Linked DNA regions of Homo sapiens: regions 1 and 3 are each linked to region 2. The links are chromatin loops, found by intact Hi-C in ENCODE. Cell type or tissue: CD4-positive, alpha-beta T cell. All regions are shown on one strand. Links, peaks and the distances in the headings refer to the core of each region. The heading gives the core; the rest is flanking DNA.

The links. Peaks named below come from ENCODE experiments on the same cell type or tissue, not always from the same donor. Only the 100,000 strongest peaks of a DNase experiment are listed, where the experiment ranks them.
Region 1: it touches region 2 in a loop (2.0-fold over the local background); 11 of 110 quality-filtered maps call a loop at or near these places.
Region 3: it touches region 2 in a loop (9-fold over the local background); 3 of 110 quality-filtered maps call a loop at or near these places.

Annotation. Positions count from the first base shown.
Region 1 is chr7:134,934,542-134,944,816 of GRCh38, forward strand. It overlaps CALD1 (caldesmon 1), which reads left to right. Exons shown (of 15, transcript NM_033138.4): 6 at 1,147-1,224; 7 at 6,551-6,696. Among named protein-coding and RNA genes, the nearest start is that of AGBL3, 47 kb to the right of the region's middle. RefSeq lists a silencer at 3,368-3,573. In CD4-positive, alpha-beta T cell, for the core only: no CTCF peak of the experiment used is centred there; no DNase peak of the experiment used is centred there.
Region 2 is chr7:134,859,973-134,870,247 of GRCh38, forward strand. It overlaps CALD1 (caldesmon 1), which reads left to right. Exons shown (of 15, transcript NM_033138.4): 3 at 7,721-7,832. The coding sequence starts at 7,762. Among named protein-coding and RNA genes, the nearest start is that of CALD1, 85 kb to the left of the region's middle. In CD4-positive, alpha-beta T cell, for the core only: no CTCF peak of the experiment used is centred there; DNase peaks (open chromatin) are centred at 5,119 and 5,449; H3K4me3 peaks cover 1,226 bases; H3K27ac peaks cover 904 bases.
Region 3 is chr7:134,707,143-134,717,417 of GRCh38, forward strand. The region is part of intron 1 of LOC124901750 (a long non-coding RNA gene); the gene reads right to left. It also overlaps a transcript of CALD1 not described here. Among named protein-coding and RNA genes, the nearest start is that of BPGM, 65 kb to the left of the region's middle. In CD4-positive, alpha-beta T cell, for the core only: no CTCF peak of the experiment used is centred there; a DNase peak (open chromatin) is centred at 4,089; H3K27ac peaks cover 1,121 bases.

The DNA.
Region 1 (10,275 bases), core at 579-5,578, 73 kb after region 2:
GGGTGGGAAAGAGACATGAAGAATAATGGTCAGACATTTCATCTTAAGAAGGCAAAAACAGGCTGGGTACAGTGGCTCACACCTGTAATCCCAGCACTTTGGGAGGCTGAGGTGGGTGGATCACAAGGTCAGGAGATCGAGACCATCCTGGCCAACATGGTGAAACCCCATCTCTACTAAAAATACAAAATTAGCTGGGTGTACCGGCACATGTCTGTAATCCCAGCTACTCAGGAGGCTGAGGCAGGAGAATCACTTGAACCTGGGAGGCAGAGGTTGCAATGAGCTGAGATTGTGCCACTGCACTCCACTGGGCAACAGGGAGAGACTCCATCTCAACAACAAAAACAACAACAACAACAAAAAGGCAAAAACAAACCCCTGGAAATTAACTGGTAATAAAGAGGGGGAAAGGAACTGGTTGGAAACTTTCCTTAAAAAAAAAAGTCAAAACCCTGATTTGCCAACATGTAGACCTCAGCTTAATGTAGACTTGCAGAAAGCCATTAATTTAGGGTAGTATTGATTTATATTTGACTGGTAATTAAGAGCATACATGCTGCTTCTTTATTATCTGGGTGACACAAATTCATGTGGCCTGAGGAAGGGTGGAAATAGTAGGGGGGAAATGTTTGTAAGCTTTGAGAAAGATTTTTTTTCTGTCTGCAAGACTGCATTGAAAGCACTGTACCTAATCACCACCACACCACCACCACCACTCCTAAAAAAAGAAAAAAAGAGATGCTTTCACATTCACCTTTCCAGAGCAAATTCTCTGTCACTAAGCCTGCATTGCACTGAAGGTATCTTTAACTCCTGCTTCTGTACAAGAGGCTCATGAACACAGCTAAAATTGAGACCATGAGCAAAGTGCACCAAACCACACACGAGGTTTGTAAACACACGAGGAGTGCCACATCATGCTAGATTTCAGTGAGCGCAATGGCAGGCACACGAGAAGATGTTGGGGTGGGAAGAAAATATCCCACCTTGCTGTTTAGAACCACTGTGCTGTGAGCGCTGAGACGGCAGAAGAGAAGCCATCCCACGCAGCACTTGCAAGGCGATCCGAGCACCCTGTCACTCTTGTAAACTAGAAAGGGCTTCTTTTACTTGTGTGACCTTACCATTCTTGAAAATAAAAAGGGAGAAGAGAAGGGAACTAAAGTGCAAGCTAAAAGAGAAAAGCTCCAAGAAGACAAGCCTACCTTCAAAAAAGAAGAGGTAAATATGATTGAAAAGTAATGATCGTAAAGCAACAGAAAAAGCAGTCAGTGTTCCAAGATATCTCAGGTCTGATGATCTCAAAATTGTAACCTCATATCCAGTGTATTTCAAGCCATGACTCACAGTCCACTGAATAGTGAGATCAGCTTAGAGTGTCTCAAAATTAATTAAATGTATCAGTCAGCATTTTTTAAAAAATGAAATGGATAGAAGCCATCAGAGGGCATTGTAGGTAGTAAGTATTGCATTGTCAGGTAAATTGTCTTTTTTTCTGTGGGACGTCATCAAAAAGGCTTGAAAAACACTGCTGGAATCAATTTATCCTGTTTTCTATTCTTCTGAATGCTAATTTTTTTTCCTTGAGCCATTCTACTTTCATTTCAATCATGAAATATTTCCAACTGGCCTTGATTAATGCTTTAACTTTTCAAAGGAAAAACACCCACACACATCTCAGTAGAAAATATGGTGAACTGAAGATGATATTTGGTTTTCAAAAGAAAAGTTTGGCCAAATGTTCTGCATTGCATTTCTGAGGCACACACAGGAGCGGGTGCCAGGGTATTTGACTGTAGGTAAGTGAACAAGGAGCTATACAGATAGAATGGCACGGGGTTTGACAGTAATCAGAACACCACATCAGAACACTTGATTGCACTTCAACTCTCATGCTGTGTTTGCCCCAAATAATCTTAAAAATTGTGACTATATCGAATAAGTTCACAATACTTATTAGGATGTGGTGAAACTGAATTATTTGAAGTAGGAAGACCCGAAGTTCTTCGCCTATGAGACTGGTGAAGTGATTTGTAGCCAACATGCTCCAACCCATCTATTAAGAAAACTATGGCATCTATTAAGAAAATTCAAAATCTTAAACAGAGAAATCCATATTTAGAAAACATGGCCAGATTAAATAGGGGGTGGGTTATTTTCTTAAATACGTTTTGTCAATTTCACGTGAAAAATGAAAACCCCTAGTTCATGTTACATATTACATTTCTGTTAAGATGTATGTTCCTCTGTTTCTAATAGAAGTTGTGGTGGTTTGGAAGTGAAAATTGAATGTGAGCACAGGCCATGTAAAGGAAGGAGAAAGTGTAAATGTTAATAACAGGAAAACTGAATTTAGCTCTCATGAGGCAGTCAAGGAAATCATTCATTGAACATGTTGGGAAATACTTTTCATTTGGTGACCAAATACCTACAAATTCATTTACAAAAAAGAAAAATGAAAGTTACCTCAGAACTAAACTCAGAAATATGTCCCACATGGGTTCTTGTAATGTTTCTTGGTGAATGTCTTTATAGAAAGAAGTGGGCATGAAATGATGACTCAGTAATTAAACACATGGGGGAAGGGAGGCTGTAGAAAACACTGGATTCTATATTTAAAATTTCATTCAGTTCACTAATTTGTTTTTACTGACCAAAGCTTTCTATACCTATGTAGAGTGTCTGAGAACTAGAAGGGCCCATCAGTTGCCACTCGGATGATCCTTTTGTCTCTTTTCAGATAAGGCCCCAGTTCAACAGCGTCCTCTGTGTCAATCAGATACTCCCAGGAATGAGTGAGCCCTGCCGTTTTCCCAAGTTGCCCCTCAGCACATTCCAGCCAGTTCCAAAACTTTTGGCTTGTTTTTGACACAAGGCCAGATAAGCTACTCAAACTGGTTTTTTTAAAAAAAGAAAACAACCCCAATCTATATTCCTTTTTTAATACTGTGTACATAACCTGCTGCTCGAAAGACTAGGTTTTCCCCTTTCCAGCTAGTTGTGTTGTTTCTTTATGTAGACAGCTTTAAATCATGTTTACATGATTCAGCCATTTTAAACAACCTCTTCCTATTTTTTTTTCCTTTTTGTACAAAAAAAAAAAAAAGAAGAAGAAAGAAAGCAACTAACTAAAACCTTTCCTTTCAAGGATTTATGCAGCATAGGATAGGGCAACCACAAGTAAACACAAACATCACGTGAGCCTTCTTAAAGAAAACATTTCCAGAAATCACTCCAATGTCTTAAAAAACACACAAAATAAAACCTTTCTCCACTGCAGTTTAACTGTGGCAATGAGTTGCAGACGATCACCAACACTGAAACTTAATTTAGCTTTTTTCTCTCCTCTCCAATCATAAAAAGTCTCTTTTTGGTTCTTCATGCAGGAGCTATTTTCTTTCTTTTCTGGCCTCTAACAGGAAAACAGAGTTTCTAGCCGAGCTGCTCCTGAGGTATTAAAAGTGATGTTCGTGTCATGCGGATCAATCCTGCCCAAACATTAGTGTGCATGCAAATCACCTGGCAGTCTTATTAAATGCAGAATCTGATTCCATGAGGTCCATGTTGTCCGTGGACCAAACTTGCAGTAGTAGCGAGGAGTCTAGAAGACGTCCATGTTATAGAAATTGAACCCAGGAAAGGATTTGGGGCTTATGAAGCTAACAAAAGCACGTAAAACCCAGCCTGAGAAACAGTAGCTACACCCAGCTCTTGTTGCTATTCTGGAACCAAATAATGCAAAATATGCTCGAGACACATCTCAGTTCTTGCTTGCTTGACTTTCTGAGTGTCTCTCTGGCACAAGGGCCTGTCATTTGAATTCCCATCCCCCACCTCATCCCCATGTATTATTCCACTGGATATCCCAAATATCTAGAGTTTCAAAACCCAAATGATCCCATTTGGCCAGAGCCTTTTTTATGAGTATGCTAATGTTATCTGTGTATGAAGCACACAAACTTTTTCAGGATACCCGGCTATCTATTAATCCTTCAGCACGGACGTTCTCCATGGTAACAGTCTGACCTATAAGATCTAATGCCTTTCCCAGGGGGCTCAGAATCCCATGAGTTTGGGTTAAATCTGCCATAACATCTAAAAAAAAATGTAAAGGCTCTACGGAATTACTTTATTTATTCATTTCCCAGAAAGAGAAAATAATTTTCAGTTGAACTCAAATCGTCATTATTACATTGACAAGGTTTCTAAGGTTTTCCAAAAAGAATATAAGCCTGCCATCCACTATAGCCTTTGCCAATAAAGGCAGAGCTTGAAAAAAGGGGGGATTTTTTTTCTGTTAGACATGTATCATCTTACAAATCTATTTTAAACACTTTTGGGACCAGTAAATCAGATATAATACATTTGGGGAGAATGGAAATTTTTCTGACTGCAACATAGGATAAATGAGTTAAAGGGAATGTCTCCATGCGTAGTGCTCCACAGACCGTGAGCTCCTACTCGGAATTTATTTCATGGTTATCCCTAAAATGGGTTTCCCTCACATTTGGAGCCACAGATGCTTCTTAACTAGAACATAAACTCCAGTCCATGGTTTCTGGGGCTAAGTCTAACAACAATAGGCCAAAATGAGAATATATTTTGTTTCCTCCTTCCTGTCCAGTGAATACTGATATATTCTTGGGCAAGGACAGCCATCAGGGAGCCACAGTGAAGCTGTCATTCAGGCTATGAGCTTGCTCCTTTTTTCTGTAGCCTCTCATGACCCATGAGGACCCAAGAGGGAAATGACAGGATGAAAAATTCGGAAGGAATCATCTGGTCCAACCGCATTTTTTCACGTACTTGGGACCAGCATCCCAGAGCAGTCAAGTGATTTGTCCAAGTAACACAACTAGTTTGTTGTCAGCACTGGAGCCAAAAGTCAGGTTTCCTGATTTACAGACAAAGCTCTTGCAGAGAATGGCAAAGTACAGCCCCCATTTTCAGTGTGTCCGAGGGACATCCTAGGTATATACCCCATGGTGAAAGATTGAAGTCTTAACTAATTAGGGCAGCATAGAAGTGAATCCCTAGTAATTAATCAGATAATACCCAAAGAAGACAATCAAATGACTTAAAACTTATCAATAAAGAGCAAAAAACTGTGCTCTGCTTTGTAAAACATGCACTTTAGGCCAGGTGCAGTGGCTCACACCTGTAATCCCAGCACTTTGGGAGGCCGAGGTGGGCAGATCACTTGAGGTCAGGAGTTTGAGACCAGCCTGGCCAACAAGGTGAAACCCATTCTCTACTAAAAAATACAAAAATTATCTGGGTGTGGTGTTGCATGCCTGTAATCCCAGCTACTCAGGATGCTAAGGCGGGAGAATCCCTTGAACCCGGGAGGTGGAAGCTGCAGTGAGCTGAGATCGCACCACTGCACTCCAGCCTGGGCAACAGAGCAAGACTCTGTCTCTTAAAAAAAAAAATGCACTTTAGGAGTAAATCTTCACAGAGTATCTGAAGAATAGGTGAGAAGAGGTGAGTGATCAGGTCAGGATAGAACCTCCTAGGCCACAACACCTAAAGTCCTGAGTTCTTATGGCCTACCTTTCCTCTGGATTTCTTTAGAATGCTCATGGTTTGTAACTGTCTTGAAAAGAACCATCGTGAATGCACCTCACCTGTTTTCACACTCATCTTTTAAGAATGGATGAGATGATATAAGTGAAGTGATTTGAATTCCTTTACCCCCTCCCCCACAAAAAGCTATGTAAATTCAGTATACTTTTAAATAATCTGTCTCACTTACTGAAAGAAACACAAAACGCACAAAATATGAAAGCTAACACCTGCCCTCCATATATCATCTTCCTATGTCTCCCACCACAACCACAAAACTACTTCCAGAGAACTAAATTTTTATTGACAATGGAAATCAAGGTAAACCCTGGAATTTTTCCTATTCCATTCTAACTTTAATGGTTTAGATGACTACAGACATGTTCTCACAGACCCCACATATCTTTGGATCCTCCTACTAAAGGTAGGGTTAGTAAATGTCCCATCCTTGGGACATAATTTACTCAGTTGATTAAAATACTGGTCTTCGCCAGAGTTGGTTTGGCAGATCTAGCTAAACTGATAGGTTTCCTTTTCTTTCTTTCCCATTTGTGTCTCTCTCACAGATTCTCTCACCATCCAGGAAGAAACCTGTCTAAGCAACGTGGTCATTCTTCCATCAAAGCCATCCTAATAATTGCTCTTCCCAGTGGGAACTGCAAACAGCTACTTTTACATGAAGTTCCCAGAACTTAGTGGTTTCCAAACAATAGTACTACCACTGCTCTTGAAAATAAAAACCTCAGTGAGATCAGGGATGATCTTACCTTCTTAAAATTGTGGTAAAGGTGTTTGTTCACAGGCTAAAGGACCATAGCTCATTCTCTAAGAATTTCACCTGATTCCAACTCTACCACATCTGAGTGGTTTCTTTCTGAGTTTTCTGCCTTCCTAACAATTTTGGGTCTTACTTGATGATACCAACCAAAACCTAATAAGATTTTTCTTGTTCTGTTTCTTCCTGATATGTACTGTTGGTTAGATCAAAGATGAAAAGATTAAAAAGGACAAAGAACCCAAAGAAGAAGTTAAGAGCTTCATGGATCGAAAGAAGGGATTTACAGAAGTTAAGTCGCAGAATGGAGAATTCATGACCCACAAACTTAAACATACTGAGAATACTTTCAGGTAAGAAGTAGCAACTAGTTAATAGAAACTGTGTTCACATGCAAAGAAAAAAAAAAAAAAGTCAGTCTTCCCATCCTGTGCTTCCAGACAGAAACGTGCTAAGCAGGCAGCATGCTTTTGTTGTGAGGTCATTAGCCATTGTCTTAGAGATACTCAGTCAGCAGGTCCAGTTCTTATATCACTAACAGAAGACCAGCAGTCATCGCTCAGACAGGGCTTAGTCTGCTTTTCCCATTATTTTGAAAGGCAGATCATGCTTGGCATCCATGTTTTTGTTCACTGACCTTTTGTGAGATTAGTGTATTAGAAAACATTATAACTGGGATTCATGTCATTCAATGATTCTCTATATGGTCTGACCACCTTCCTAAGAGACCTTTCTCAGTACCATTTTCAAGAATGCATTTTCTAAAGGTTGTAAATAAATATTGCATAAGACTAAGATTGTTTTGTGGCGAAATACTTGGGAAACACTGGATTAAGCTAAATTCCTCAGATTTCTTTACCACATGACTTTGAGAGCCCTTCATGTTCATTTTCATTGGAAGTCTCTAAGAGGGAGTGAGAGGTATGGACCTACTGCTCTATTTTATACAGTTTGGAAAAACTCTCTTGTATAGCTTGAGCTTTCCCCTCAACATAATCCCTTACCCCATCAAACTGAAAATCTGGGCAACTGATTATCAGACAGACGAGACCAGTATATTCAGGTAAATCCTCATTTCTAAATACAGTCGAATCCTGAGAGCTCTCTACCAATTTTGTAGAAGAACTTGAGGTGCAGACACTGGGCTGGCTACGTGATTCCTGTGCTCCTTCCCCACAAAACACTCTCTCCAACCACTGGGGCCAAATTCCAACCTCTGTTTTGTCACTGGTTGCTGTGCCAGATGTGCCGGAGAGGAGTCTTGGGTCCCTGCAATGTGGATTTCCCCGGGCTTGTTCCTTGGCTGCAGGCTTGCCTAGTGACCCTGTTTTTCTGAACACTTCAAATAAGAAAGTCATCAAGCAGGTTTGAGGGAGAAATCTGACATGCTCCTCACACCAAAGCCTTTGTAATATTCAAAAGCAGGCGGAGCTACTAGGGATGGATATTTCAGTCTCATCCAAGAGGCTAAGATGGATAAATACGGTTGCCCCAAAACAATTTTTTTGTACGTAAATTTAAGCAGAAACCTATTCATATTTATCCAAAGGAGAACCTAAAGCTCACAGAAGAAAAGGTGTACATAAAAGATCTAAATAAAATGATGAAGGTGTAAGAAAGGTAGAATCTATAGATATTACTTGGGATTGCCAAGAGAATAGATGTGAAAATTAAGTTTATTGAACATTCATAGAAAATCTACAAAGCGAGTTGATTCAGGTTGGTAAGTTGAGTCTAAAACTTGCTGAAGTGTCTGTAGTTTAATGTTTTAAAGCCCTAGAATAGTGTTAGGTTCATGAAAAGTGTTCAATGAATATTACCTAATATTACTATTTTTTAATAGTTTAAAAGATGTCTTGTAAACATAAGGTTCTTTTAAGGTATAAGTTTTTTGTTAAGAGAAATAACGTTTAAGAAAATCTGTCAGTAGAAAAAAGTCTGTTTAACAATTAGCAAACTTGCCAACAAGCTTCAAAGCTCAAATTAATAATTAACATGCCTATTGTGTAGAAATCCAAAAAGCTGGGTAATTCGAAGAAAGGAATAGTCACAAGAGATGGTGACAAGTTAAGTGCTAAGAACACTTACGTGTGACTCTGGCCTTAATTTTTCTATTTTGGGCAGGAAAAAAAAATACAGGAACAAGCTGCTACCATATTATTTATTTTTGTTTAGCCACCAACGTATGTGAGTTTTAGTTTCAATTAGAAGTTCACGCTGATTGAAGTAGAGAAGTATAGTTTTGCTCCATATACATATAAAATGAGGAGAGAGGAAGAGAGTATCCGCCTAGCCTCTATTTAGGTAAGTTTAGTACCTACCAGCTTCACTGAAAACAAGCTGTGTTCTTAATGGTCAAAGGCCTGATACTCATCTTGACTTACACCTAAGGAAGCCAAGGACGGGGGTAGGGTGGTGGGGGTGGGGTGCGGGGAGAAAGAACTTTATGGAACGATTTCCACATTAAGTGGCACCCTAATGCTGAGGTCATGCACATAGGCAGAGGTGGTGTGAACAAAACTTTTGCTCCTGTTTTGAGCATAGCTGCTTATGTGTGATTTAATTACTGTTCCCTTTGATATCTGCATTTTCTTGTAACTCGTTTTCTCTAAAACATGACATAAAAATCTCAATTCAATGAGCAAGATATAGCGATGCAAATTATACCAAGGGTTTTATAGAAAGTGCAAAATGGTTTTTTGATTTTTTATTTTTGAAGGTAGAAATTAAAAGATTTTTTCCGATTATAGAAAAAAATACTCATTATAAAAACGCTCAGAAAATAGAAGAATAAAAATAAGCACCCACCACCCAAAGATAACTAGCAGTAACACTTTTTCCAGATATTTATCTATGTATATAATATTCAAGATAAATGCACACACGTGTGTATATTTATATGTAGTATATACGTGTGTGAGTATACTTATAATTTTACATTGATTCTTGCACTGTGCATAAGAATGTGTCATAGCTTGCTTTCTATGCCAATAAATATAAGCCTATAATTAATGATATTAGATTCTACTGGATGGATGTATTAGGACTTATTTAGCCAGTCCCTAATGACGGACATTTTGATTGTCCAAAATGAAGACTGAGTGACACCTAGTGGAATCCATAGATGTTTCTATAGGCATGTGTTTTGCCGGTCCAGTTCCTGTACAGTAATATGATGAACACAAAGAGAGAGCAAACTCATTTTTGGAAGGAAAGACCCTAAATTGACTGAGAGAGGAGTCACAGGCCTGTGAACCTAGAAGACCCTGAAAGAGCCTTTGACAGCAAGGTTTTGAGGGACCCTTTAACCTTGTTTGAGTTCAAAATAAAAGTTTACCTGTAACTGGCATGAGCCTAGACCAATAGTTCTAAATTTTTTAACCTAAGCCCTTAGTAAGAAATAAATTTTACATAATGACCCAGTACACACCTGTATATATTTTTATAACTGAAACAAGTGTGTCAAGAAATGGTACTTTGTTTTGCTCTATGCAGTGCACTCTGATATTTTCTGTTTTTTTTTTTTTTAAATGTTGATTACAATCTACTAAATTGATTTTCTGGTCTGCAGCTTGAAAATTATTGTTCTGGAGGACACAGGATATTCAGAACTACTTCAGTGTTTAAAAAGCATGATATATAATATACATATATATATTATAAAATCAATATTGCACAGTGTATTTCTTGAGCCCATTTCTTGTTTTATTCTTCCTCTTGTTTCACAGCTAGAAACACTGTACCATTCTTTACATGTAGTAAATGATGTTAGGGTGTGATAATTCCTTTGTTCCTTAGACAAAAGTGTCAGGAATAGGATATCTACGTTGACATCTAGTTAAGAATGACCTTACTACTTGCTAATAAGTATTTAAATGGCAAAGCTGTATCTCTGTCTCTTAAAGACTACTTATAACAAGGGCTTCAAGCCT
Region 2 (10,275 bases), core at 2,326-7,325:
AATAGAGAAATGGTAATGCTAAGAGATTGTGCGGGGAAGGCAAGGGAAAAACAGGTCATAACCTGTTAACCTGCCCTTAGTATGTTGGATTCCATTGATTAGAGAAAAGAAACACCTTGAGAAGACAAAGTGCCTCAGGTTGATTGTATTCACTCTTATTTCTATGCTGCTGTTCTTGACAGACCTGCCTTGGTAAATGCATGTATTTTTTTAAAGTAGCACAGATTTTTGGAACAAGATGGTGAAGGTTGAGCTAAAGTTAAGTGCAAACTGTACATTATAATCCATTTGTTTATTTGGTTTTTCAATCCCAAATGAACCATTGAGCTCAGAAAAGAGCAAAGTGGGTTGACAAATTGATTTTTTTTGAAAAGAACAAAAGTTCATTTGGTACAGTCGGAAAGAAAGTGCTGCCAGATTTACTGTGTAACTACTGCAAATGTGGGTTTATATAATTTTTGAGATTCATACATAGTCAATTACCAAGGTCTTTGATTCACTTTGTAAACACTGATCAGTCAATAAAGTACAGAGAGATGAATTGGCTTGAGTTACATTTTCCATACTCAGAATGGTAAAATCTAGAATAGAAATCCAGTGGCTCAAATTGGCTACAATTTCTGAGTGCCTACTCTGTCTCAATTGTGGAAAAATTTTTTTAAAGACTATATCTTTTCATAAGTGGCCTTAAGAACAAAAGCATATGGAAAGTAAAATACTAATACAAATATTTAAAGACTAGCTAAAGAGAACAATTGATGAGCTGTAGCTGACAGTGTGTTATTGATTATCAACATGAATTATAGATATTCAAGGAGGGAATTGTCGCTTTTAAGCTAGGGTTCTCAGGAAAGGGTATCATGAGGGAAGTAAAATTTGAGCATGAAATTCATGATTGAATAAAAATATGGATAGTGAAGATGTAGATTAAAAAGAATGAGTAAAAATGTAGAGGTAGAAAGTTGTAAGACATATTTGAGAGGTGATAAAATATTTTTATGTAGGATGCTGTGGTATGATCAGCTTGAAAGGAAGGTTAATGGTTTCTAGATCAAAAAATTAAATGAGAACAGACTTAGATACTCAACACATTTATGTCTGGGAAGGAGGAAGAAGCATGGATATGTCATGTGTGATACCTCCAGCTTTGCTGGCTCAAGCAGGTATACAGCCATAGTATTATTATGTGGCGTAAGATGAAACTTTGAATATTATCTCTCCAACCAGCTCACTTTATAGAGAAACAAAGCTCATAGAGCTTCAGTCTCAGTCTCCTAGGTCTCATTCCAGGTCACTATTTGCCAAGGGTTTGTGAAGGAAAACAGTTAAAGGGTCAAGGTAAGCGATGATCATTGCAGATCAGAGGTAGGAAATCTGCTGGAGTATGTTGTACCCAGAAATCACCCAATACCTGTAGGATGAAGAGAAACATCACTGAGTTGCAGCGATGGCCCAACTGAAATGAATGCAAATCTTTAGGATATACACGACATGCTCCCTTTCTCCCACAAAGCACTGAATCTCAAGAACACAAAACAGAAAGCAGGTGATAGGTGTGATTCAAGGTTGAAGATGGGTGTGACAAGCCTGGTGGAACTTTAAAGAAGCAAGAAAGTCTAAACTATCAATTCCAGGAAGGCAAAGACCTTTTCTGTCTTGTTCACTGTTATACCCCAGTGTCGAGAACAGTACCTGGCACATAGTAGCTGTGCGGTAAATATTTATTGTATATTGATTGTATAAATGTTTTTGTGAGGCCTCACTGAAGTAGCTGAATCATGAAATTTACAGTGGGTGCAAAATGATGGCTAGTCAGAGAGGACCTGTCTAATAATGGTTTTGAGTGTTCCAAGACTAGAGTTCCTTGCGAGAGCAGAGAAATGATGATGTTGTGAATGAGGATACAGTGGGTTAGAGGAGGAAGATGTGTAATGAAGAAGGTACAATATAAGAGAAGAAACTAAGATATTGAAGAAAAGTATGCAATGATGCTGTCGAGGATACAGCCATCCTGAGTTACGAATTTTACAAAGCACTAACAATAAATTAACAGAGATGAAATAAGCATTTGGAAGGCTAATTCAATTGAGATCTTTTGTGACTTGATAATTCTATGATTTAAACCAAACAGGTTGTAAACCGAAGGCATAGGTAATTTTTAGGATTATTTCTTACCTAAGGTTATATGATCCAATGAATCAATGTGGCAATCACTGATAATAGTCCTCTCAGAACTTCTTTGGGGCACTCTTGTTTGTTCCCTGAAATGGGAAACAAATCCTAGAGAGAAATAGTGGATTAGTCCTATTATAGTGGTTAAGTGTATGCACTTTGAAATTCCATAAAATGGGGATTATACTAGCTACCTCACAGATCTGTTACCCAGATAAAGTAAAATTACTTATATTTTAATGGCCCAGCAGAGCTATCAGCCATGAAAAGACTTGAAGGAAACTTAAATGTGTGTTGTTAAGTGGAATAAGCCAATCAGAAAAGGCTACAGACATACTGTATGATTCCAACTATATGATATTCTGGAAAACTCAAAGCTGTAGAGACATAAAAACATCAGTGATTGCCAGGGTTTTGGAGTAAGGAGAGGGAAGGGATAAATGAGTGGAGCAGGTGGGGTTTTTAGGGCAGTGAAGCTATTCTGTATGATGCTACTATGGTGAATACATGACATTCGGTATTTGGTGAAACCTATGAAACTGTGCAACAAAGAGTGAACCTTAATGTAAACTATGAACTTTAGTTAATCATAATGCATGAATACTGGTTTGTCAATTGGAACAAATGTACCACACTACTGCAAGATGTTCCTAAGTTTCCTAGGGCTGCCATAACAAAGTACCACACACTAGTTGGTCTATAATAACAGTAATTTCTTGTCCCACTGTTACGGAGAGTTGAAGTTTGAAATGGAGGTGTCAGCATGGCCAGGCTCCCTCTGAAGGCACTGGGGAAGGGTTTGTCCCATTTCTCTTTCTCAGCTTTCTGGTGGCCTTAGGTCTTCCTTGTCTCCATTTTCTCATGGCATCTCACCATGTCTTCACATTATCTCCCCTCTGTGTTTGTCTGTCTCTGTGCCAAATTTCCCCTTTTCATAAGGACACCATCATATTGGATAAGGGACCACCCTAATCACCTCATCTTGACTACATCTGCAAAGACTCTATCTCCAAATGCAGGAGAAAATGTGGGCAGGAGTTGGGGAGGGGGGAATATATGGAAACTCTGTACTCTCTATTCGCTTTTTTTCTGCTCTAAGAAATAAGTCTATTCATTAAAAATGTTAAAGGCTTAAAAAACAGCCTGCCACATAGTACATATTCAATAAATGTTAGTTCCTTTTGGATGCTGCATTAACTTATTCAGTGCCCCTGACACAACAGATTTTATTCTTCTTGCATTCCAAGATCAATACTGGCACTGCCCAAAAAGTAGATAAGACTTAGCTTCTTCCACATGGCCTTGTCCCTAAGTGTTGAGTGCTGGGTTAGCCACCTGCTCACAAACATCTCCTGCCTTGACTGCATTTACACACGTGCTCATGCACAGGTGACACAGGTGAGCATACCCACACACACCTAAAATGGCTTATCTGCCACCAACACTGACCCAAACAAAAGCAGAAACTTACTAGTTCCCCTTATAAAGGCATCACAGGAAATATCTATAGTGAGGGCTACATGCCCATAGAGGGAAAAAGAAAAACAGCAAAAAAGAATATAAAACATAATACATTTCTTGGTTGAAAGATGCACATCAGCTATTGAACTAAATTTTTAAAGGAAACGAGCCATAAATTGATTTTAATAAATATAAATATACTTTCATTTCCGACACAGGGTGGGAGACAGAGAAGAAAAAAAAGTCACAAAGAAAGAGAAAATTTTTTTTAATGTCAGAAGAAATACCACTCAATATTCTGCCTTTGAAAAGAGGCAGAGAAAAAAAAGCAAGGAGGAAGGAAAGGAAAGAGAGGAAAGTCCCGGAAGCCCTGGCGTGGTGGTAAGATGCAGGACACGCCTCTCGTCACATCATGCCAATCCCCTGGGCCGCAGGCTCGTGGCTTTGTTCAAAAAGAAGGGCAGGCTGGGTGCGGTGGCTCATGCCTGTAATCCCAGCACTTTGGGAGGCCGAGGGGAGGATCACCTGAGGTCAGGAGTTAGAGACCAGCCTGGCCAACACGGTGAAACCCCGTCTCTACTAAAAATAAAAATTAGCCGGGTGTGGCGGTATACACCTGTAATCCCAGGTACTCAGGAGGCTGAAGCAGGAGAATTTCTCGAACCTGGGAGGCAAAGGCTGCAGTGAGCCGAGATCGCGCCATTGCACTCCAGCCTGGGTGACAAGAGTGAAACTCCATCTCAAAAAAAAAAAAAAGGAAGGGCAGTGTGTTTGGTGATTTGAAATCTTTTTTCTTTCCTTTTTTTTTTTTGAGATGGAGTCTCGCTCTGTCGCTCAGACTGGAGTGAAGCGGCTCAATCTCAGCTCACTGCAACCTCCACCTCACGAGTTCAAGTGATTCTCCTGCCTCAGCCTCCTGAGTAGCTAGGATTATAGGCACCTGCCATCACACCCAGCTAATTTTTTGTGTGTTTAGTAAAGATGGGGTTTCACCGTGTTGGCCAGGCTGGTCTCGAACTCCTGACCTCAAGTGATCCACCCACCTTGGCCTCCCAAAGTGCTGGGATTACAGGCATGAGCCACTGCATCTGGCCTGAAACCTTTAACACTGACTTATTTCTTAATCATGGCAGTTTAGGCATGCCCTGTTTTAAAAGAAAATCCTATCTATGAGAATCCATATTGAAAACACAGACATATCCATAGGTAATGACATCTGCCTCTGTTAAGGTTTTTGTTTTTCCCCTCTTTACAAAAGAAGTCACCTCAGTAAATTTTTCAATAGCATGACCACAGTCCCTCCTCCAGCACAAAAATTTAGATTTTCATAAAACTCTCCGAGAACGCATCATCTGTCACTAACATCAATACTTAGCTCTTTCACACTACTCTATTTGTGACACCCAGAGCCTCACGACTGATGGAATCACCCTGTCTTGACTTTTCATCCCTTCATTGGTTGAGAGTTTGTTTCCTAACCAATGTTGCTGAAAAGAATTCAGCACTGAGTAGGGGTAGGGCAGGAAATGAGGGATTACTGCCTGGGGACTGGGGACGTAGAAGAGAAAAAGAAAATCACTTACCATTCTACCTAGACATGTCTCCTCTTACAAAGGAAAGATGCTAGAGAAGGGCTGAAAAGCTCTGTGATATAAGGGTGCAGGGATGAAGGAGGATCTCCAGCCCCATCCTGGGTTGATACCGAGAGCCATTTTCATAAACACATACAGCTTCTCTCCCCCACACAAGACACACACACCACCGAGAGTCATACCACATGGTACACAGATGTGGTTTTGTGCTTTCCTCTAAGCTACACCCACTCGTGTGCACAAAGCCTCACCTAGAAAAGCACTGGTCTGTAGGAAATGGCACACGCTCTCTCTCTCCCTCTGGGTGCCCCCACATGTATACTCAGCAGCATTCAAATGGCAGGTAGTTTTTCTATGGCTGGGAAAGAAAAAGTGCTCAAGTAAGCAAGAGAAGGTGAGGAGTGGGAGAAGAGAATGGGTAGGAGAAAAAGAATTTGCGTGGGTTAAGAGCCAGTGAGGATGGTCAGCCAAACTGACCTCACGATGTTAGTTTCACTTCCCTTTTAAGTATTCCAAGACACTGCCCGGCTCTGCAGACCATGTGCATCTCCAGCCTGCTTGGAGATATTCATTTCACTGCTCATTAGCACCTCTACCAGAGGTATAGGCTGAGAACCACTGTTGCTGACAAACAGCCAGAATGACTACTTAAATTTGATGAGGTAGGAGCAAAAACCAGACAGAGGCTTAGAGGATGCTCTTCAAGCTACTTGGATAAATTTTAAAAGGTAAAATTGTTTGCTTATAGACGGACCTCTTTTTCCCATGTCTGTTTGCTATTGCTATAGTTATTCAAGAGGCACTTTATATGCAACAAAAGACCACATGGAAGGAAGAGAAGAGTCTACCCTCCCACTGCACCTGGCATTCGAGTCCAGGAGTTTAGACCCTACTGCCCACAGGGCTGTCCTCACACACTCCTGCCCTGTGGTCAGAACAGGAGCCTACCCCAGGGAGAAGGGCCCTGGGATGCCCTCTTAGGGAACTCTCAAATCACTTTTTCTTTTTCCATTCAGATAATTACAGACTAGATTGGAAAGTGTAGAAAAATTTCTTTATGGTCGATGAAATAATAAGAAGGAAAATGGGTTGTTTCCTTCATAACTAGCAAAGCCTAGGGAAGTACTCTTGGTAAGAGTAAGATAGATAAACATCAAAAATTTAAAACCCCAAATAAACACCAAGATTTGAATTTCTAAAGATTTATAAGCAGCATTAATAATACCCTAGAGGATAAAAAAGGGGAAAAATTCAAACATTGTATAGTTTTGCTTTTGTTGGCTGAACTTTTATTTTTGTTTTTGTGGGGTTTTTTTAGAGGGGAAAAAACCTTTGAAAATAAAATAATTGGACAATTTATTTAAGAAGGTTTCTGAACTTGGCTTCAAAATCTAAGTTTTGTTTTTTGCTCCTTCAAACAAAGATGCCTTCAGGTGTGATGGCTTTAGGTTTTGTACAGCTCCTTATTTTTTCACACAGGGCAAATGGCTCGTCTCATGTGCACATAAAGGGCTGGAAAATATTTCTGTGATTCGAGCGCAGCAGAGAGTCTAGGATTCCAGAGGAAGTGGAGGCCTCCCATTCCGCACAGGAAACAATCTTCAAGCAGGCCTTAAATGCCAGATTCCAGGCTGAGTTTAACTAACCACTGACAGCTCTGTAAACAAAGCAAGGACAAAAAGAGCCCGCTTCCCCCTTTCTGGTAGTCATTTTGGGTTTGGGGGCTGCAGGGGAATTCTGGAATACTTGACTCCATGGCACAGAAACGCAGGGGAAACGGGCTCCTCATTTAAAGAGCTGGAAGGGGAAGGTCTTTCCGGAATTAAAACCATCACAGAGGAGGTAGGAAAGGGTAAAATGGTTGGGTTACATCTGTAGAAAAGCAGTGATTTTAGAGCTTGGAAAACAGCTTGATCACCACTTAACTGCTTTTAAAAATGTTGCTTCATGATGTTTATTCATGATGTTACTGCTGCAGTCTTTATTAAAATCCTGATGCTTCTTTGAGAATATGCACATTATATGCCTAGACACTGTATTATTTTATTTCTCGCTTTCACTTTTCTCCTAGTTCCTACAAATACCTCTTCTTGCCACTTTTCTTTTCTGTTTGTCATTCCTGTTTTCCTCCTCCTTTGTTCACTTTTTCATAACTTTGGTCTGGGGTTCAGAAAGTTACAAAGAGCAAAATCATTCATTAGAATTTCAAGTGATTCTACCAATATTTCAAGTCTTCAAAACCTCTCTGTCTCCGGAGGTCTTTTTTAAAGAATAAATAATCTTGGGATCTTACTTATTTGTCTCTAGGAGATTCATGAATGAGACTGAATTTAACTCGGCTCAGGAGTCAGAAATTGATCACTGGCTACCTTATCAGCTTTCTAAGAGTAAAGAAAAATCAGGAGAATGACAAATGGGAAAGAGGGCCCATAGTAACTCAGGAGAAGTAACACACTGAGTTATCAATGATATTGACTCTACCTCCTCTCTTTCAGGTCCAGACATCATCTGGTCTCCCTGAACCTGAAATCACACCATGGATGATTTTGAGCGTCGCAGAGAACTTAGAAGGCAAAAGAGGGAGGAGATGCGACTCGAAGCAGAAAGGTAAGGATCTAGGGTGAAAAATACTTGTATTCCCTTATTAACAACCTTGGTTTCAGGCCTCAAAGACCATCCTTTTGAGAGGCCAAATGTGGTCATATCGCACACCAAACTGTTCGCAAAAGTAGTTATGGAAAATTTTTCTGCTAAGACTCTAAATTAAGCATTTAAAAAAGGAAAACAAACAAGAATCAAGAAAAAGAGAGATTTGAGAGGAATCAATTGATAACTGCATATTGATAATTGCATTTAATCAATACCTTTCACATTGGAATGTTTTAAATGACAAAAGTAATGTGTGAATGAAGGTTTAAAAAGCTTATATAATAAGAAATGACAAAAAAATGTCAAGTATTGAATATTGGAACCACTTAGGACATGAGAGTCTTCAATCTAAAAAATATAAAGGCAAAAAGCCCTGGATGAATCTTGTGAAAAATTTTCATTCTTATTAGAAAAGTATCCAACTCTAGGGATCTGCATAGTACAGGTTAATAACGGGCTATGTTACCGAGGAGATTCTGGGTGTAACTGGAAGCTGTTAATGTCGTGTGAGGCCTCTACAGTGGTGGCTATGAGGTCAAATTGGGGAGATAAAGCATTGGCATATAAAACCTGGGGCATAAATACATATTTTAACATTTTAGGCCTCAGAACAAAGGACAGTGTGGTATTTGATGCGACTTAAATCAGATGTTCTTTTGAGAAAGCAGGTTAGGCATTCACAGAGAGAAAAATGTTAAACAATGACCTTAAAATCAAATCGATTTTTTTCCCAGTAACTCCAATGCTCAGATGAAAAATGACACTTTAACGATACCACAGCACAAAACTGGAAACTTACACCTATAATGAAAAGTATTGTTCTTATGTTCTACTTATTTGCATGGAGAATGCAAAAGCAAAAGATAAAATAACTGCCTATGATGAACTGGGCCAGAGTCAGCTGGCATTCATGAACTGACTAAACATGTCCACAAGGCACTATGGATGGTACCTGCATTCTGTTGGTTCAAATCCTAGCTCTGCCATTTGCAAGCTGTGTGGCCCTGAGCAAATGATTTCTCTTTAAGCCATAGTTGCCTTATATATAAAACAGGCATAATATCTACATAGCCTGTGTGATTGTTGGGAAGATTATTGAGCTTCATAAATAGCCTAGTCAGGTACCTAGCACATAGTAGTTTTTCATAAATGATAGTTTTTCATAAATGATAGCTATTATTATTATTAACCATTATCACTAGCCAAACAAGAAATAGCATAGCAGCATAGCCAGAGCTAAACAATCATGCCAAGAGAAGGAAAGGTAGTCATTATCCTGCAATGGAACTAGTCAGAGAAAGTTTCTTGGTGGAGGTGAGCCATGGAGGAGGTAATGATGGCAATGAAGAGGGAAACGGAGCCTGTCTAGGTGAAGGAATGACACCGGCAAAAGTGCAGAAGTGGAAATAAGAATCCTGGTGCAAGAAACCTGTTGAGTGTTTAAGGGAAAATGGATTGGACTGGTATATCTTGGCTGTTCCTATTTGCCATACAAGGAATAGACAGAGACTTAACAAGGGAGTTATGTGCGATGACACTATGCTGGAGAAACTTATCTACAGTGGACTAGAATATGGGGATACCAGCACTGGAAGAGATAGTATGGTAATGAGGGCCTGAATCAGGTCAGTGAGTATGGAAATGAAGAAAGATCAAATATGAGAGTCTTTACAGAGGGAGAATTAGCAAACCTTTTAGGAGAGCAAAGAACTTATAGACGGTTCCAAAGAATATACATCTGAGGAGCTGGAAGGAAAGTCTCTGCTTTGTCCTAAATGGAGGATTTCCTTCTTGAATCGTCAGAGAGGAGCAGTGTTTAATTTCAGGTAGAAACCACATCCAAAAGGGGATTTCCTGCAGGCATGTGGAGATAGGAAATTTCACTCTTTGTTCAAAAAGGGAGAGAAATTATTATTAGAGTAATAAATTTGGGCAGACACAGTATGGTGGTGCTAGTACAAAAGCTGAGGGGATATTCCCAAAAAAGCAAGTGTAGAAAAAGTGAGCGGTCATCAAGGTATAATGGAAGCCATCAAAGAAGACAACGTACCAGGGAGATGGGGGAGAACCAGGGAGAGTATGAGGCCCAATGTTGAGTGGACATGGTGGACATGGAAGTCTTGCGGGCAGTGGCCGGGCTCAGTGAACCACACCTCTTATTCCTTCCAATGCTGTGTTATTTCACCTCAGGTTCTCATGATAGTCTACAAAATATCTTCATCCAACAACTATTTATTAAGCACTAACCAGGTTTAAGTGTGCCAGGATGGGAAAAATAATGGTGGTAAAGAAGTAGACATGGTTCTTGCCTTTATATACCTCACAGCATGCTAGGAAACCAAAGTGTAACAGAATCAGGAAGCAGACAGGCCAGGGTGTAGGGGCAGACCTGATAGAGTTG
Region 3 (10,275 bases), core at 1,943-6,942, 150 kb before region 2:
TTTGCAATCTTTTTTATTTTTAAGGACTCTAGCGTAAAATTTACTAGTTACTCTACATTAAAAGGCCTATTTCTAGGGACTATCAAAGAATCACATATGTTAATTGATACAGAAGAGTCATTTCTACTTGGTCTATACCACACCATCTAATTTGATCTTAGCCTATCAGCATCCTGATATTTACTAGAGGCCTAGTGAATTTTCTGTTTCAAGTGTAATATTTAAGGCAACATTACCAAGTGCTCCTAGGAAAAGTCACACAAAAAATAAGTGATCTAGAATGTAACATTATGAAGATCTGGACAGGAAGGATTCAGATATCAATTTTTTAGAAAACAGCCCCTAGGCTGGGCATGGTGGCTCACACCTGTAATCCCAGCACTTTGGGAAGCTGAGGTGGGCAGATCACCTGAGGTCGGGAGTTCGAGACCAGCCTGAACAACATGGAGAAACACTGTCTCTACTAAAAATACAAAAATTAGCCAGATGTGGTGGCGCATGCCTGTAATCCCAGCTACTCAGGAGGCAGGAGAATCACTTGAACCCGGGAGGCGGAGGTTGCGGTGAGCCAAGATGGCACCATTGCACTCCAGCCTGGGCAACAAGAGCAAAACTCTATCTCAAAGAAAAAAGAAAATAGCTCCTAACTAATATATAGTTACAGAGATAGATAGACATATAGATAGATGATAGATGATAGATAGATAGATAGATAGATAGATAGATAGATAGACAGATAGCAACACCAATTAAAAAAAGAAAACCCTCAAATCACTCCAAACCAAAGGTAATATATTTTAAAAGGATACAGAGGGCAAATGAAATATGAGATTTATAGTGCCTGAATGTCAATCCTTAGTTTGACTCTGAAAGTATTAATGATAGGTAAGGTTTTGACAGTCATGTGTCCTGACTAACAAGTTAATAAATCAATACACAAAAGCAGCATTTTCAGTTTTTCAGACTACTTTTCATAATGTGACCAAACATGCATTGTGAAATCAGTCTGAAACTAGCCTCTTTTGTGAGGATAATCACACATTGCCCAATATCTAAAATGTCCCCAGTGCCTTCAAGGGCGTAGGTGCTAATTAAGGCCTTTGGAGTAGGTTTACAACATGCACACACACACAGTCTCATTATATTAAAAGTGGCACCTCATTTTTTTCTAATTTCAAATTTTATTTTAAATTTGTGTGGGTTCATAGTAGGTGTATATATTTATAGGGTACATGAGATGTTTTGATACAGGTATGCAATGTGTAACAACCACATCATGGAGAATGGAGTATCCATCCCCTCAAGCATTTATCATTTGTGTTATAAACAATCCAATTATATCTTCCTTTAGTTATTTTAAAATGTGCAGTTAAATTATTATTGACTATAGTCACCCTATTTTGCTATCAAATTATTCATTCTTCCTATTTTTTTGTACCCATTAACCATCCCCACCTCCTTTTCACCCCCCACCCCATATCATTTTTTGACCAAATACCATTACTCAATTTGGTAACAGTAGGGACCATTCATCTGATCATCTCCCCAAATAGAATCATACATTGACTACGGTGCACATTCAATACTCTTCACTGACAGCCATTGGTTGAATGACCCCTTTAATTTATGAGACCTTGGTCTGAATGACTTATGGCTGTTTCCACAACCTCAAGCCACCTTCTAAGATGTGAAGGAGATAGTGTGAGGTGGATAGTACACTCTGTTTGGAGGCAGACGTTCTGGCTTTCTTATTTGCCAGCTGTGAGTACTTGGGCAAACAACTTAACAGCTTGAGGCCTTGGTTTCTTCATGCCACAGAAGTTATACAGAGTCTTGGGAACATTTTGAGCATAAATGGGATAATGTATAAATAATATGATACATGGTATGATTATTTATTATTGTTATTTAAAGGCATATACATAGCCTGTGAAAATAACATCAAGATTTACAAGCTTTTGGATCCATGAAAGTTAATTGGAATAAGTTTTTCTCTTTGCAAAGTAGACAGCTCTTATTTGTTTTATTAGTCCTGGAATGCTGCTTAAAAACTCAGTCACACCACTACAACTTGAGGGATTAATAAAATGGGTGACAATTTGAAAAAGACCTTTACAATTTCCAGCTTTTTCTTTACCATTCACAAAGCACAAGAATGCTATTGAGACCGAAATAAGCGGGAGGTGGAGATTTAAAATGGAAAGTACCATCATGGGCATCTGAAGTTTCTTTTGGATTAGGCTCTGTTTAAAGAATGGAAAATATTTTTGCAATGGAAATTCTTGACATTAAGCCAAACACCTTTGTTGGATTATTTTCCTCTTGGGAGAGCTGATGCTCCCTCCCAGGCTGGCCACCTTATCTCTTTAGGGACTGACATCCCATCTGTAACCAATAATTTCAATATGGATTTTTTGAGCCCTGTATTTCCAGGAATTATTATTATTATTTATTTTATTTTTTTGAGACAGAGTCTGGCATTGTCGCCCAGGCTGGTGTGCAATGGCTCGATCTTGGCTCACTGCAACCTCTGCCTCCCAGGTTCAAGCAATTCTCTTGCCTCAGCCTCCCAAGTAGCTGGGATTACAGGCACCCGCCACCATGCCCAGTTAATTTTTTGTATTTTTAGTAGAGACAGGGTTTCACTATGTTGGCCAGGCTGATCTTGAAATCCTGACCTCGTGATCTGCCTGCCTCAGCCTCCCAAAGTGCTGGGATTACAGGCGTGAGCCACTGCTCCCGGCCAGGAATTAATTTTTAACAATAGATTGGTACAGGATTAAATGGCCCAGAAACAGTTAAGTATCAAAATGTCTTCCTATGTGACCAGTCTTTTAATTGCAGCAGAATAATACAATATTTTTTACATTTCTACAACATATATTTATTTGTAGAAAATTTGGAAAATGCAGGAAAACATAAAGACTAAAGTAATAACCACCCATAATCCTACTTCATTTTTGAGCCTAGCGTTTCAGTTTTTTTCTATGTATGTACATATATTTATACACATCTATATGTATGTTTACATGTGTAATATGTGTAATACATGCTTTGAGAGCTCATATTTACAAACTTCTAGAAACTGGCTTTTTTTTTTTTTTTTGAGATGGAATCTCGCTCTGTCACCAGGCTGGAGTGCAGTGGTGCAATCTCAGCTCACTGCAACATCTGCCTCCAGGGTTCAAGTGATTCTCCTGCCTCAGCCTCCTGAGTAGCTGAGATTATAGGCACCCACCACCATGCCTGGCTAATATTTGTATTTTTAGTAGAGGTGGGGTTTCACCATATTGGCCAGTCTGGTCTCCAACTCCTGATCTCAGGTGATCCGCCCACCTCAGCCTCCCAAAGCACTGGGATTACAGGCAGAACCGGCTTTTTAATTTAGTGTATCATGAACATTTCCCCATGTCATTGATTTTCTACTCCAGAATGATTGTAAATGACTGTAGAGTGCCTCACGGCAGTGGGTTTTGCTGTGGCCTGGCCACAGGGTTCAGGAAGCCTTTCCCCAGGGCAACACTGGGTTGTACTTCCCTGCCTGCCCTGCTCTGTAGGGGAGCACGGGCTCTAGGCAGGGCATCCCATAGAGGTACCCGCATGCTCTGCCACCGCCAAGGTCACGCTCCCTGTGTTGTCCCATGGGGTTAACCGAACCAGCAGTTGCACCCTCTCGTGCTTGAGGATTTTCACAGTCTCAATGGGAGGGGGAAGGGAAGGGGAGGAGGCTTCCTATAGGGGCCACCCTGCATGTGAAGGGTGCCAGTGTGGCCCAGCAGTGAACCCCCCAGGCTGGTGTCAGGCTGACTGGTTTCTGAATCCCTGCCCCACTGTACTCTAGCTCTAAGCCCTCCGGCAAGGTTTCGAACCTCTCTGGCTGAGATAAGGTGATAACAAAAGTGCTTACTTCAAAGAGTTGTGAGAATTAAGTAAGAAATCCGTGCAAAGCATGTGACACAGTGTCTGGCAAACAGGAGGAGCTCAGTAAATGTCAGCTGCTGTCACTGTTGCCTCGGGGTTCCTGTGAGGGTGAGGGAAGTGGTTGGGAGGACAGGTGGGGTAAGGTACAGAGAAGAATCCCGAGAAGAAACAGAGTCTAGGGAGGATGCTGGTGTCAGTGGTGAGAGGGACTGTGTGATGTGAGTTTTACGTGTCAACTAGGGCAGGCCGTGCCACCCAGATATGTGATCAAACACCAGTCTAGATGTCACTGTGAAGGTATTTTTTAGGTGATTCACATTTAAATTACACTAAGAGTAAAGTAGTTATCCTCCAGGATGTGGTTAGGCCTCATCACAAAGGCCTTAAGAAGGAAAAAAACCAGAGGTCCCCTAAAGAGGAATACATTCTGCCTTCAGACCGACTTTGGACTTCAGCAGCAACACCAGCTCTTCCCTGGTCTCCAGCCTGTCTGCCTGCTGCGCAGACTTCAGCCTGGCCAGCCCTCATAATCATGTGAGCCAATTCCTTAAAATCAACCTCAGCTTCTCTCTCTCTCTCTCTCTCTCTCTCTCTCTCTATATATATATATATATATATGTGTGTGTGTGTGTGTGTGTGTGTGTGTGTGTGTGTGTGTGTGTGTCTCTCTCTCTGTCTCTGTCTGTCTCTCTCCATATATATCCTATTGGTTCTATTTCTCTGGAAAACTATAACTAATACAGGCTGTTATGTAAAGTGTAGAAAAAATACAGAAAAGTTAAAATGGAGACAATGAAGGCTCAGGCAAGGTTGGTGGAGGAGGGAAGAGAAAGGGATCACTGGACACGTTCAGAGCAGGAACCAGCTCCCATTTATCTTTGTAACCTTAACACAGTTCCTGGTGTATAGGTACCAAATAAAGGAAGGAAGGAAAGAAGGAAAGGAGGGAGGGAAGGAGGGAGAGAGGGAGGGAAGGAGGGAGAGAGGGAGGGAGGGAGGGAGGGAGGGAAGTTGGGAAAGAGGAAAAAAAGAAATTCCCAAGAGAGGCTTGAGGCAAGATTCTGCTCTAGTTGTCATTCTCCCTTTTTAATTCTTGAAACAATGCTTAGAGTACTCGTTTTCAGCATACTCTAAAATCAAGCAACAAGTACAGATCTCTTACCATTTCCTCCAAACCTTTTGCTTCATCAGACATCTCTCTCAACTATCTCACTTGGAGGTCCAGCCAACAATATCTTCTTTTTAAAATATTTAGTCTGGAATCTGTCTTGGCGCAGTCATAATGCCCTGCTTTGATTATGGACTGGTGGAGAGATGGGACCCGGAAGACAAATGCCCCAGATTACTGGGTAATTACATCCCGGCCACCAGAATTCTTCCCTGTGGTTTCAACTGGATACACGCATTGCATGCCCTGTAGTCACCCACAAAGCAGCCACACTCCTGCTCAAGACACTGGAGTTGTGTCTCTGGGAAAATGTCCCACCTGGGACAATCCCTGGAATGTCTTCTAGAATTAAAGTAGACACTAAAGATGGTGGGTTATCAATTCATCATTTTACATTTGTTCATCCTCAGAACTCAAGAGTGGGTTTTCTCTTTTGTGGTAAAATTGCAGGGCTCTGCGGAGACTTTGATGCTCAAAGGGATTCTTCCTACCATAAGGTCAGAGAGTCAGTCTTTTAGCTGAGATCTGACCCATATTGAAATAACAAACTACCCTTGAATAAAACAGCAGTCTAAGACGGAATCAGGCGTGCCTTCGAGTGGGGTTTACATAATAGAGGGAAAGAAGAGAAGAAAGTCGTTAAAATCCAAGAGGAAAACATGCCTGAAAATAAACTTTATGTGTTTTATAATTTGAACTAACGCAATTCCCATTCACTCCTTCCCTCTTTCATTCAAGGATTTATTGACAGTCTATAATATACAAGGGACTCAGATATATATAACCTGGGAGAAGGGTAAAGGTACAAAAACAGAAAAGGAACTTTAAATCCACCTTTCATATTGACAGACGAAGTTCTGGTGATTTCCCCAAATTACTTCCTAACTAGTCAGCATCAGGAAATAAGTGACATTGGTGTTCATAATCCTCTCTCTCACTTTTCATTCCTCGTTTCCTAGACACCCTGTGGACACCCCTTTGGTAGTTCTATTTAATGCCTGCCTAGAACCTACACTTCATGTTAATTTCCACTCTAATCCAAATTTACCTGACCTAGCCCCTATTCCTTCTCACCTGGATGGTGCTGTGGAAAATAACCATAGTAAATAATTTCCTTTTAAGGGATCTAGTTGGAAACATGGATGGCCCCCAAACATGCCCCCAAACATGCAGTTCCCTCTGACTGTGGGGAAGGTTGGGAATGACTTGCTGCCTTGGTGAGTGAAAGCTGGGGGCTCCGGGACATGCAGCGCCTTACACTAAGCAGGATTTCTCAGACTGTGTTTTGTGGGACATGAGTTTCAGGAGAAATTAACAGGTATGCTACAAAAAGAAACATTTTTTTAAATTGAATTAGTATGGAAAACATGACATAATAAATCCCCCCTAGGAAATTCTCCCCCCTCAAATTGGTATAATAAAGGCTTGATATCCTTCAATAAAGAAACTCATTGATTTTAGTTCAGCTTAATATTAATCTCTGGTGGGAAACAGGTTTTTTCCTGTGGAATGATGGTCCACAGAACAGTAGCTTAGAAAATGCACGCCCAAACTCATGAAGTTAAGAAAAGGAAATAGAACTGGTGTGATTTCAGATGACTCCAAACTGCAGAGAGAAAAAGTGTCTTGAACTGGGGAGGGTTGGTGATACGGTTTGGGTCTGTGTCACTGCCCAAATCTCAGGTCAACTTGTAATCCCCAATGTTGGAGGTGGGGCCTGGTGGGAGGTGATGGGATCAGGGGGATGGATTTCCCCTTTGGTGCTGTTCTCCTGAGAGTGAGTTATTGCTAGATCTGGTTGTTTAAAAGTGTGTAGAACCTCCCACCTCCCACCTCTGTCTCTTCCTCCTGCTCCAGGCATGGAAGATGTGCCTGCTTCCCCTTTATCTTCTGCCGTGATTGAAAGTTTCCCGAGGCCTCCAAGTGCCATGCTTCCTGTACAGCCTGCAAAACCGTGAGCCAATTAAACCTCTTTTCTTTCTAAATTATCCAAATTATTGTATTTCTTTATAGCAGTGTGAGAATGGCCTAATACAGTTGGTTTAGAGGAGAGGAAGAAGTTCCAGCCCAACTGCATGGTACCCCAAGAACATGCAGATCCATATTGTAGATAGATCCCATGCTCCTTCACCTCCCAGCCGACTTGTCCTTCCTCTGGCAGGTTCTCCCTGGTCCTTTCAGGTCCCTCCTCTTCAAGTTTGTCCACTTCTCCATCGAGAAGACCTAACTCTGCCCACCTTGCTCTCATCTTAGGCCACTCCTGTCTGCCTCTCTGCATGCCAGTACTGATGCAAGGCAGGTTCTTGGCTTTGCTCAGGAAAGAATTCAAGAGTGAACTGGCAGTGGAAGAAAGCAGGTTTATTGAAGCAGCAGTGTCACTGCTCAGTGACTGCTCCTTGCACAATAGAGCTAGCTCATAGGCAGTTTGCTCAGAGGAGCAGCATATGGGCTGTTGGTTAGCAGTATTTATACTCATTTTTAATTAAATGCAAATTAAGGGATAGGTCATTCAGAAATTTCTAGAAAATGGGTGGTAACTTCCAGGTTTTGTGGTGGAAAGGGGTGATAACTTCCGGGTGTTGCCATGACATTTGTAAACTGTCATGGCACTGGCAGGAGTGTCTTATGCTGATGGGCAGCTAGGGCAAGTACAGGTTGCTTTCTTGGTGCCACTTGCTGGTTCTGGGCAGTTTCCTATCTGGTCTGGAAAACAAGTCCTGCCAGTCTCCTACCTCAATACCAGCTGTGGTTTCCCTTTGCCTAGTAGGGGAGCAGCTGCGTTTTCCTTATTAGTTGGCTCAGCTTCTTTCCTTCAATGAGTTGCCATATGTTACCCATGGGGCAAGGCTATGCCTTGTTGCAAAGATTCCACAAATACAAAACTCTAGCTTCATTGTGAGATATATATACTTCAACTCTTTAGAAAAAGAAATTATAATAAATACACACTCAAATTTCACATGCACCAGATTTTAACATACTAGAGACCACCACTACAGTGACTTCTACTACTGGGTGAGCTTGGTTAAGTTCAAACCCAGAAACAGCATTTCTCTCTTGAAATATATTTTCGCTCTTGTGTATATATTTGAATGTCTTACAGTTGTGTCTTTGAACAGATCATGTAGGTCTGCTATAATCTGTCCCTGAATTTGGGCCTGTGCATGTACCCAAAAGTAAACTATTGCAAGTATACACCCTCTATTAACATGGGAAAGACCACGCTCCATTAAATTGCTGGGTAGGGCTTGGGTGTATATGGTCAGCATTGTGCTCTCTTCTGGGGTGAAAATCAGTTATCCAATACAAGTGGACATGTTATGCATTGTCTTATGGCAGTAACATATTGTAGTAGTTTTAATGAATTAAACTTTCTTGCCTTCAGGTTTATAAATTTTATACGTATATATGTATATGTGTATGAGACAGAGTTTATGTTTATATTTATTTTCCTCTGCCCCACAAGTGGGAATGGGATAATTATGCTTACAATAAGAAATGTATCAAGATAAAAATGACAAGTCTGACCAGGTCGAAGGCCAGTCAATGAAGGCCATGTGTGGAAAATTTTCTCATAAAGTCATGCAGAGACAAGGAAAACATTAATAATTATTTGTCATTGGGATTCACCTTTTATGGAGCTAAAAGTTACTGGATGTACTTCATGCAGTAAAAATTTGCAAAATAGTTTTACGATGCCTGCCAAGTTACAATGGTATTTTGTTTTATTATTATTATTATTATACTTTAAGTTTTAGGGTACATGTGCACAATGTGCAGGTTAGTTACATATGTATACATGTGCCATGCTGGTCTGCTGCAGCCATACAATGGTATTTTGAAACAGAATATAGTGAGAATAAAAATAAGGTTATTGGTATCTTACAGTGTGTCTTGAACTTACTGTACCTAGAAAACGGAATATGAACTAAAATTAAATCTTACAATAAAAAGTCACATTCAGCATGACTCTAAGTAGATGTACTCTGAGGGAAAATGGAATGTACCATCAGGGGTAGTTTTGTTAAACCATCTGTTTAAACAATGCAACTGGCTACTATAAAAATTCAACCACTCTCACTGTCTCATAAGATACTAGCTCAGATGCAAGAATTATCACCCAGTGTGTTTAATGAATCAATTAAAAGGCTGAAATTTTGTGAAATTTTGATAGCTCCAGTGGACAAGACTCTGTGTTGCTTGCTTTTGTATTGTAAGTCCATGCAGGCAAATATGAGAAAGATTTATTATTTTCTAAACTCTTGAAATGTACATGACAGAAGAAGAAACTTTTAGATGTTTGAATCAGTTTTTAACACACCATCAAATAAATTGGCAAAAATATAAGCAAAAATATAAATGGACAGAGTGAAAACAATGTCAGGGAAAAAACTCAGCCAGAAGGGTTCATGTCAACACCATGACCAAAGTGAGTTCAAATATTCATGGCAGGTAGAGTGGATGTGAGCTAGTTATTAAAAAGATGACAGCATCTTTCAAAACTACATTGCACCATGCCTTGCAAATTATCAGTTTTATTAAGGAATAGTATTTATACTGTAGACTTTGATGTGTGATATGGATTATGTGAATAGTGAGTTCTAGAATTTACCTTTTTCACACCAAAGACCAATGCCAAATGAGATAAGAAATCACTGGTCTTCGATTTTTTGTGGTTATTGTTGTTGGTAAACAAGCTCCATTACCATACTATCTCTCAAATATAACAAGGTTTGACCACTGAAGCTTTATATATATACTTATCTTAGACTCTGTCTATCTATCTATCATCTATCTATCTGTCTATAATATATTTAATTTTTAGGACGGTATATTTTTACAGAATAATTGAGCAGAAAGTACAGTGAGTTCCGTCTCTTTCCCCCACCTCAACACACACAGTTTCCCCTAGTGTTAACATCTGACATTAGTGTGGTACACTTGTTAAAACTGATTAATCAAAACCAATAATGCTATTATGAACTAAAATCCATGGTTTAGGGTAGGGTTCATTCTGTGTTGCATAGGTCTATGTGTTTTGACAAATGTATAATGTCATGTATCTGCCATAACAGTGCCATACATAATGGTGTCACCACCCAAAGGACCACTGTAGTTTTAATAAGCTGAAAAAGCCCAATTGGAAAAGCAGAGTGACCTTGGTACCTTGCTTACAATGGCCAAGA